Regions from separate parts of the Homo sapiens genome. Here region 1 is linked to region 2. Evidence: read pairs that join two places in POLR2A ChIA-PET (ENCODE). Cell type or tissue: Caco-2. All regions are shown on one strand. Each heading gives the region's core, and the rest is flanking DNA. Links, peaks and the distances in the headings are about the cores only.

Region 1 (4,394 bases), core at 69-4,068, 93 kb after region 2:
TCAGTCTAAAAAGCTCCTTAGTGTAGTACTTTGAATTTTAAATTACACACATAATTCAAAGGTAATGTAACTTGCCGTGTCGGACTTTAGTCCATTCCGTTAAATGGAGAAAAATGACTGACGTGAAGAATGACTTATTGATTCTTGGTGGGAAAATGACTTCTGTAATATGGGAAGTATGGTAAAAGGAATAGCTTAATTATTTAGGGAGCACTTTTCAAAATGTGCTTTTACAGCAGTACAAATTGTACGTATACAAATGGTATGACTAGGTTCTTTTTTTAAAAATTCTTTCATAGGAGAAAGTTATGAGAAGGCTTATATTATTTCGTTGCTAAGGCAAAGTTTAATTTTGCTTAAATTCCTGTAAGACTAACTAAGAAAGGTAGGAGGAGTGATGAGCAGTTTCTTAACCCTTTAAGAAATATGACTTGTTCTAATTGCCTTTTCTTATTTACATTATACTTAGGCTGGTGTTAGGATGCCGTGGCTGCCAAGTTTACACAGTGCACTTTCTCTCTCTCTTTCTTCTTTTGGTTTATGATGTTTTTCAGTAGTGTCATGGAACTCACTTAATCTGATTTCATCAAGTAAATATATGGGAAGTTGAGATGACATATTTTTATCTGACATTTGAAGAAATATTCATAAAATAGCAGATAAAATATTTATTTTGGCCTTTTCATTCTGATCTCTCTTTTGACTCGATGTGTATTCTTTGCTTAAGGACCACAGCCTAATGTTATTTTGACTGCATTTCACAGTGTTGGCGGCCTTTCAGATAAACAGCATATTTGTGGTTAATTGGCTGAACATGTTCTATAATTATAATTATATTAAAACCTTAATGTTCTTGAACGTTTGCCCGCGAAGGCCACTCACGTGAACTAAGTTATGTTTCTGTCGTTATAACTGAGCTGGCTGGCGGCTGCCATTCAGCAATCCAGGCAGGACTGGGAACCTGGGAAAACTGCAGAGGTTTCTTATTATTTCGGTCTGAAACCGCTGTTTGGATAGTTTTAGAAGTTGACCATGAAAATTGCCTTCTGGTTGTAACTTGGATCCCCAGGTTTCAATCTGTGGGCTAACGTTTCTTGGGATTTTCAGAAAGGATTGGCTTGGCTTTTTATCAAAGTTACACAACGGCTGTAAAAAATAAATAAAAAAAAAGCAAAATTAGCACTTTATCAAGTTTGGGGCATATTTCCAAGGCCACCAGGGAGCAGGGAAAGTCACCAAAAGACCGCTCCTTGAAACCAGGCAAGAAGCCATCTTTGCAGTGAGCTGAGAGGTCTGATGGCCGCCAGCTGAGGGAGGGAATTCCCCTTTTGTGCCTTCGGGATTGATAGAGAAGCCCAGTGGACTTAGCATCTGGGAATCCCAGATTGATCTTTTCTGGATATTGGGTCAACCATAAGATGGTACCTTTCCCTGTGTAACAAAGTCAGATTCTGTGAAACACCTGTTTTTTGTATGGCTTATGAGATGAGGATGATTTTTACCTTTTTTTTTTTTTTTTTTCCCTTGAGACAGTGTCATTCTATTGTCCAGGCTGGAGTGCAGTGGTGCAATCTCAGCTCATTAACCTCAGGTTTTTTTACAGAAAAAGTTTGCCACCCTCTGATCTACATGATGTCCTTCAGTTTCTGTCTCTCACCAGACTGATGGTGCCATGAGGGCAGGGGCAACTCCTATCCTAAGGCGTGGCCCATAGTAAGGGGTATTGGTTAGAAGAATGAAAGATTGAATACGTCAAAGTGATGAGTACAGAGCTGTCTGTCATTTTCTTATCTTTGGCCTAACAACTGAACACATTTTATGAAATTTGCAAATCTGTTTCCAAACATGTTTGAATGGATTTTTATGGTCTTTTAATTAACCCAATAAAAATGGTAACAACACAGCAATTTTAAGAAAATAACAGAGCCAAGTATTTTTTATAGCTATGCATGCAATCCACATTACACCCACATGCAGTATTTCTATGGTCCAAATAAGTATCTGTCGGACTTAGAATATTTAAATTAGGATTTAGTTGAAAGATTATGTTCTATATCTTTTTTTTTTAAAAAAAAGGAAGAAAAATAAAGCTCTTCCTAAATTTATTTACATGTTGGAGCAATTCTGGCACTGCTAAATAAGGCAGGAAATTCCATTAAGTTTAAATGTGCTGCCCTTACCCTAAAGTGTTTGGAGGGCTTCGTAGAAGAGCCAAATAGATTCACACAGATCTTATTTGTAGAGCTGAATGTGCACTTCATTAAAATACTTTGTAAGGTATTCAAGGATGGGCTAGGAGGGTGAGGATTCCAAATCAGAATCTTCAAGCCAGTGATCCAGGCCAAAGGTATTCTGCCAGAGTGTGAGGAAATTTCACAGCCTCATGGAGACACCTCCCCTCCCCACCCTTGTTGAACAGACTCTGGAAAAGTCACCATTTCTTGTTGGTCCTTTGCTCTTGGAGCATTCTTGGCCTGACCTGTCAACCACTTTAGCCTCCAAGGTATCTGAGCCTTTCTTTCGCCTCTCTACTTAGATCATATTCTTCCTGGATTTTGGAATCAGGCTGGGACACAAGCCACCTCCTCCTCCATTCTAGCTGTGTGGCTCCAGGCAAGTGGCCACACCTCTTTGAGCCACTAGTTAACTCAGCTGCCAAACAGGGATTATACATTTACCTCTTGGTGTTGCAAGAATTAACAAGGAGGATATTTGTAAATCTCCCTGGGAGCTGGATGGTGCTTAATAAGCAGGCATTAAGGGTTGATTATCTTTGCACTCTCTCCTGCCAGATTTTGTAACTGAGTCCAGGCATCTTTAGAAACAGAAATGGTCCCTGCTCTTCTGTATCCCCTGGGATAACCTAGCATCATTTCGCTGGGTTACACATCCTCTCTTCTCTCCTGTATGTCGTCCCTCTTTCTTACGGTGGTTCTAAGCTCTATGGATCACTTGTCTTCTCCTCTGAGCGGGAACTGGGCAATTGGAGGTTCTTTCCCCTCCCGTGCTGGTGGGAGAATTGTTTAGTAGGTCATAAAGTGGAATCTCCATTTCAGTCTGATCCGGTCAATTCTGGTAGGACTTCATCCAAGCACAAAGAAACCTTTGTTTTCATTCAAGACTTCCCTAAAAGGTGGCTGGGTGCGGTGCCTCAGGCCTGTAATCCCAGCACTTTGAGAGGCCGAGGCTGGCAGATCACGAGGTCAGGAGTTCCAGACCAGACTGGCCAACATGGTGAAACCCTGTCTCTACTAAAAATACAAAAATTAGCCAGGTGTGTTGTCACGTGACTTTAATCCCAGCTGCTCAGGAGGCTGAGGCAGGAGAATTGCTTGAACCCTGGTAGGCAGAGGTTGCAGTGAGCCGATGTCATATCACTGCACTCTAGCCTGGGCGACAGAGTGAGACTCTGTCTCAGAAAAAAAAAAAAAAAAAAAAAAAAAAAAAAAAGGCTTTCCTGAAAGGTGATTCACAGGCCTCTTCGGATCCCTTCGTGTTTAGCAATTTGGATTTCCACACAGCCTTGCTGTGCCTTCTGCCCATTTGTCCTCTGCTGCTGGTCCCTGGGTGGGACAGCTCCCCTTTCTCCTTGTCTGGGTTGCTCAGATAGAGCCATAAGGATTCTCCCTGCCTCAAGAGCTGACTTCCTTCCACGAGTTCCTAACCACCTGTCCAGTTGATTCTTCTCTGGACCTGCCTTGACATCTCTGTGCCAAGCCCAGTGCCGGGGTTGCAGATGCAGAGGCACTGGTGCATATTTCTTGAGTTGAAGAGCTTGCAACTGATGAGCCCCTTCCACTCAGAAAAATGTTGTTCCTGGTCTTGCCACTGCCTGGAACCCACCAACACCTCCTCTTTCCAATATTGCTGGCTTCTACTTGTTCTATAAGAGCCATGTTCTACAAGTTCTGTATTGTGTGTGAGTCCCTCTCAACAAAACAATTTCCCTAGTCATCTCTTATTTATACTCCTTGATGCAGATTTCCATTTTACTCTTACCTCATTCTATCATAATTATCTATTTGTGTGTGTATGTATGTCCCCACTAGGCTGTGAGGTCTGTAAAAGGATAGTCTAAATACAGCTATCTATTGCAAATCTTATAATGTGACTCCATGATGAGATAGTTGGATATAGCCTTATGTTCCCAGCAGGAAGGAAGAAAGGAAAGGAGGGAGGGAGGTAAGGGTGAGAGAGAGACAAGAAAGGAAAGGAGGAAGGAAGGATGGGAAGGAGGGAAGAAGAGAGTTTGGTCAACATTTGTTGATTGTGAATGAACAAACTAATGAACACTAAATGAACAAATGAATGAATGAATGGACAAATGAATGAATGTATGAGTGGGTCAAGAACAAGATTCGGCCCCAAGGAGATACGCGACTTTCTACTTTGTT
Region 2 (4,394 bases), core at 235-4,234:
GTCTTTATTGCATGCCAAACGTTTATAGACATTATATGATTTCATCCTTTAATAACCCCATGAAAAGGATGTCATTGTCTTCACTTGACAAATGAGGGAGATGGCAGTGCAATCAAGACATACTGACAAGGAGAGGAGGTGAGCGACTTGCCCGAGGCCACGCTGCTGATACCTTGGCAGAAGCAGAATTTGAAAACAGAGCCCCCATATGTTTTAACTGCTCATTGGAAACTGACTAGGTCACATACTCCTCCTCCTTCCCTGTACTGGTAGTTTTTCTTTTATTTTTTTTTTAAATTTCTTCCATTTTCTTTCCTTTTTACAGCAAATTTGTAGTTATGGTGGAGCAAAGGGCAGTTTTCACTCCTCTTCCCTAAAACTGTAGTTTAACTAAAAAGTGGCCACTGTCTCCTGGTAGCGGTTGGTAAGCCATCCAGTCTCTGCAGGCATCTACGCTCCAGGTCTCCAGTCTGAGGAGTCTGGCTCCTGGGGCAGGTGCCTCTGGGGGTCTCTGCCAGGCTTGTCTGGTCATGCAGCTACTTCCAGACTGATTCCTAGATCTTGCATTTTTACATAGGACATCCCCAGCATTCAAAGAAGATCCTGGGAACTGGATTCCTACCAGAGGAATTAGAATGAAACCAACAAAACTAAAAACGACACCCTCCCCCATCCCCCGCATCCGATACACATGCAAGGTAATATTTGATGTCAGTAGGAAAAAAATCCAGTGTTATAGGAGACAAACCATAGCAAGCAATGGCCTCTCACCCTTCCCTTCACACCCTCCACTCTGTCCACTTGTTTGTTCCTTCAATAAATACTGATGGAGAATGGGCTCTATGCCAGTGTTTCTCTGGATGTTGGCTGCAGGGATGAACAAAGGCAACTTCTAGGAGAAATTTCTGTTTTTGATGCTCTCGTGGCTGCTTCCTGTGTCTTAATATTGTGCTTAAACTGCCACTTCTTCAGCTGTTGATTTCAGGCACTATCTAATGACTTTTGCTGTTACGAGCATGGATTTAGCTCATTTTTACCATCTTCCCTAGTTGTATCACCTTCCTCCCATTATGTTTGTAACTTCAGATTTTGTATATTTCGCATATGTCAATATGTAAACATTTTATATATATATATATGCATTCACACACATGCATACATATATGTAATGGTATATATACATGTAAGTTTCCATTTTTGCTCAAATTGCTCTGGACAGTTCTTTGCTCTGGGAGTTCTTTACTCCCTTTCTCATAAGAAGAGGCTGTTTGTACCCTGATCAATCCCTCTACCTCTTCTTTTCCCCTTTCACCCGTAACTTCTGCTACTTATACTTCTGCCTTATCATGGTCCATAACATTCACCTTCCACTCTGTAGCCATAATTAAATCTCCCATGCATCCCACTTTGGGAGGCTGAGGTGGATGGATCACCAGGTCAGGAGATTGAGACCATCCTGGCTAACACGGTGAAACCCCGTTTCTACTAAAAATACAAAAAATTAGCCGGGCATGGTGGCACGTGCCTGTAATCCAAGCTACTCGGGAGGCTGAGGCAGGAGAATCACTTGAACCCAGGAGGCGGAGGTTGCAGTGAGCCCAGATCGCACCACTGCACTCCAGCCTGGGTGACAGAGCGAGACTCCATCTCAAACAAACAAACAAACAAACAAACAAACAAACTAAGAACAACAACGAAAAAACTCCCATGTATTATCTATGGATTGACTGTAAAATATGAGAAGCAATAAATATGTTCATCACTAGGGCCATCTAGAAATTTCTAACCCAAGGGTCAACTAATCTTTCCCTGTGTTGTATTTCCTGCTCTGCGGATCCGGCATCATGACCTTTGTACTACCCAGGAAAGCCAGTGTTCTCATGGGCTCTTCTCTTTTTTATGCTCTACCAGATGCTAGCACTGTGGCATGCCATTCGCTCACTAGCAGCTTAAAGGGTACAGGTTCTAAATCTCCTTAGTGCTACTCACCTGTTATTTCTGAGCCTGCGTAGATGATCTTCTTTTATTCAGACGTCTGTGTCACATATACATGACATCCTACCCCCTTCCCATAAAAAAAATCACATTTGTGAATGTCTCTCTTAGGCTGAGTTCCAGACTCCAAGATCCCTCTTCTCTCTTGTCAGAATCCAGCAGCTGATGGCATTTATGTCTGTAGATTTCACTGTCAATGAGTCATTGACAGGCTAAGCAGGCTGTTGGATGGAGTGATCAATGGTATGAGGGAAAACACTAATGTATGCAAGAAGAGCCATTTCCTAGTAGGAAAAATATTTATGTATGGAGCCACAAAGGTGATCGCTTCAGTAGAAATCACCAAGGACCTGGTAGTCAATGTGCAACCTAATTTTCTTTCAAAAGCTGTAGGAATGGCAAGGGAGGAAATAAATAATGCATTTCTTTATATCTCCTGTTTTAAGTTACTGAGTGTCGCCAAGAGATTTCTAAGGCCAGACATTGAGTCAGCTGTAAAACTGGAAGGAGCAATGTTTGCTGACTGTTGCCTCAGCCGCTGACCCTGATCTCCTCTGCACGTAGTAGGCAGCTTAAAAATTCCTCGCCCGACTTCTGATTTTCACGTGACTCACTGCTTAGTTGTCTGGGTTTGTTTTAATTCCTTTCCCCCTGCTGACAGTTCTTTAAGTGGATGTCTATAAAGGTTGGGGCATTCGCTCTTACAACAATAGGAAAAGAAAGGAGGAAGGAATAAAAAAGAGAGAAAAGGAATAAAAAAAAGTTTGGTTTAGATGTCTGATTTCTCTGAGCCTCAGTTTCCCAGCATGTAAAATGTTGTGAGGGCTCACACTGGTCTTGTCCAGGTGCTTAGTAGAGCATCCATTACACCATAAAGTATCACAAAAATTTTTAATATCATCATTATTACTGTGCTTTCCCTTGAGTTTTTTTTTTTTTAAATCAGTTAATCCACATACTGGCAGATCTGACTTCCTTGTTTTAGGCCCTGGGGAATTTTTGTTATCTGTAGAGCTGGATTAATTTTACAGTGTGGTGCCTTTGCCCAAGGTGAACCTGTCTGTTTATAGAAAGTGTCACCAAGTTCTGTCTTGGGCCCGTCCACTCGGTTATATGTGCTGGACCCTGGGTGGAAGCACTTTGCACGTGTGCATTCACGATGGGCTGTGCTGGAGGGGAAAACAGGCATCACTCCCAAATTCTATTCATGCAATTAAAAATTCCTTTCATTTTTATTTGTGAGAGGGTATGGGTGCACAGCAGACGGCAAACAGAAGAAAAGCTTTTGATTGAAAGGTAAACATTTACTTCTGCCTTTTAAATAGACATAGCAAGTCTCTTTACTCTCATGGAAGCAGTTATAAGGAACATAGAGCTGAAGAGAATATGACCATTTCTGGTCTTTTACTATGCTCGTATTAATCCACCCTGGATAGAAGGGACTGTACTATTTGGAAACACCTAAATAAAATGTTTTTGTCTTAAGGTGTTAAAATGTACTCATTAATGTGGCAGTGTATTCCTTTTCTTCTGTGATCGTTGAAGTAGGGAAGGAATTTCAACTAAGAACCAAAATGATTGTCTGTTAAGACACTTATTTTTTGAGAAGACAAATTAATATAACATTATTATGTGGGGAATGTGGAAAGGCTAAGGTTGTATTGAAAACTTATTAAGCTTATGAGAATATTGAAAGCATGAGGAGGCATGACCGGAAGGTATTAATGATTTGGGCTTGATTATTCTAAGACTGTATTCTAAGTCTAAAATGTTGATAACTAAGACCTGAAATGATAAATGTTTGGCAAAACCAAATAAATGAGTAGCAGGTTGAAAAAAGAGGCAAGAGAGAAGTAGATATTTATAGTTTTCTAAAACAATTTAGTCCCTTCTGGAAGAGAGTCCTACCTCAGCCATGCCTACCAGGTTGTGTTTGTGGGATTATTTCTGAGTCACCCTTAAGCTCATCTTTACCCCTCTCCCAGACCCCCAGTCCCCTCACTGGGCATTCCTTGGATTATTTATTTATTTATTTATTTATTTATTTATTTATTTATTGTTTGAGACAGTCTCACTTTGTCACCAAGTCTGGAGTGCAGTGGTGTGACCTTGACTCACTGCAACCTCTGCCTCCCAGGTTCAAGTGATTCTCTTGCCTCAGCCCCCTGAGTAGCTGGGACTACAGGCACGTGCCACCATGCCTGGCTAATTTTTTGTATTTTTAGTAGAGACGGGATTTTGCTATGTTGCCCAGGCTGGTCACGAACTCCTAAACTCAGGCAGTCCACCCGCCTCGGCCTCCCAAAGTGTAATCCTGGATTATAGGTGTGATCCACCACACCCAGCCTTCCTTTTGTTTTTGATTTTTCCTCTTTAAACTCTACTTGTAACCACCCCTT

Evidence for each region. Peaks named below come from ENCODE experiments on the same cell type or tissue, not always from the same donor. Only the 100,000 strongest peaks of a DNase experiment are listed, where the experiment ranks them.
Region 1: POLR2A ChIA-PET joins it to region 2 with 6 read pairs; 2 of 35 experiments call an interaction of 5 or more read pairs at or near these places.

The regions. Positions count from the first base shown.
Region 1 is chr16:78,290,561-78,294,954 of GRCh38, forward strand. The region is part of intron 5 of WWOX (WW domain containing oxidoreductase); the gene reads left to right. Among named protein-coding and RNA genes, the nearest start is that of WWOX-AS1, 51 kb to the left of the region's middle. In Caco-2, for the core only: no CTCF peak of the experiment used is centred there; DNase peaks (open chromatin) are centred at 2,501 and 3,141.
Region 2 is chr16:78,197,663-78,202,056 of GRCh38, forward strand. The region is part of intron 5 of WWOX (WW domain containing oxidoreductase); the gene reads left to right. Among named protein-coding and RNA genes, the nearest start is that of WWOX-AS1, 42 kb to the right of the region's middle. RefSeq lists an enhancer at 2,430-2,724. In Caco-2, for the core only: no CTCF peak of the experiment used is centred there; DNase peaks (open chromatin) are centred at 1,859 and 3,131.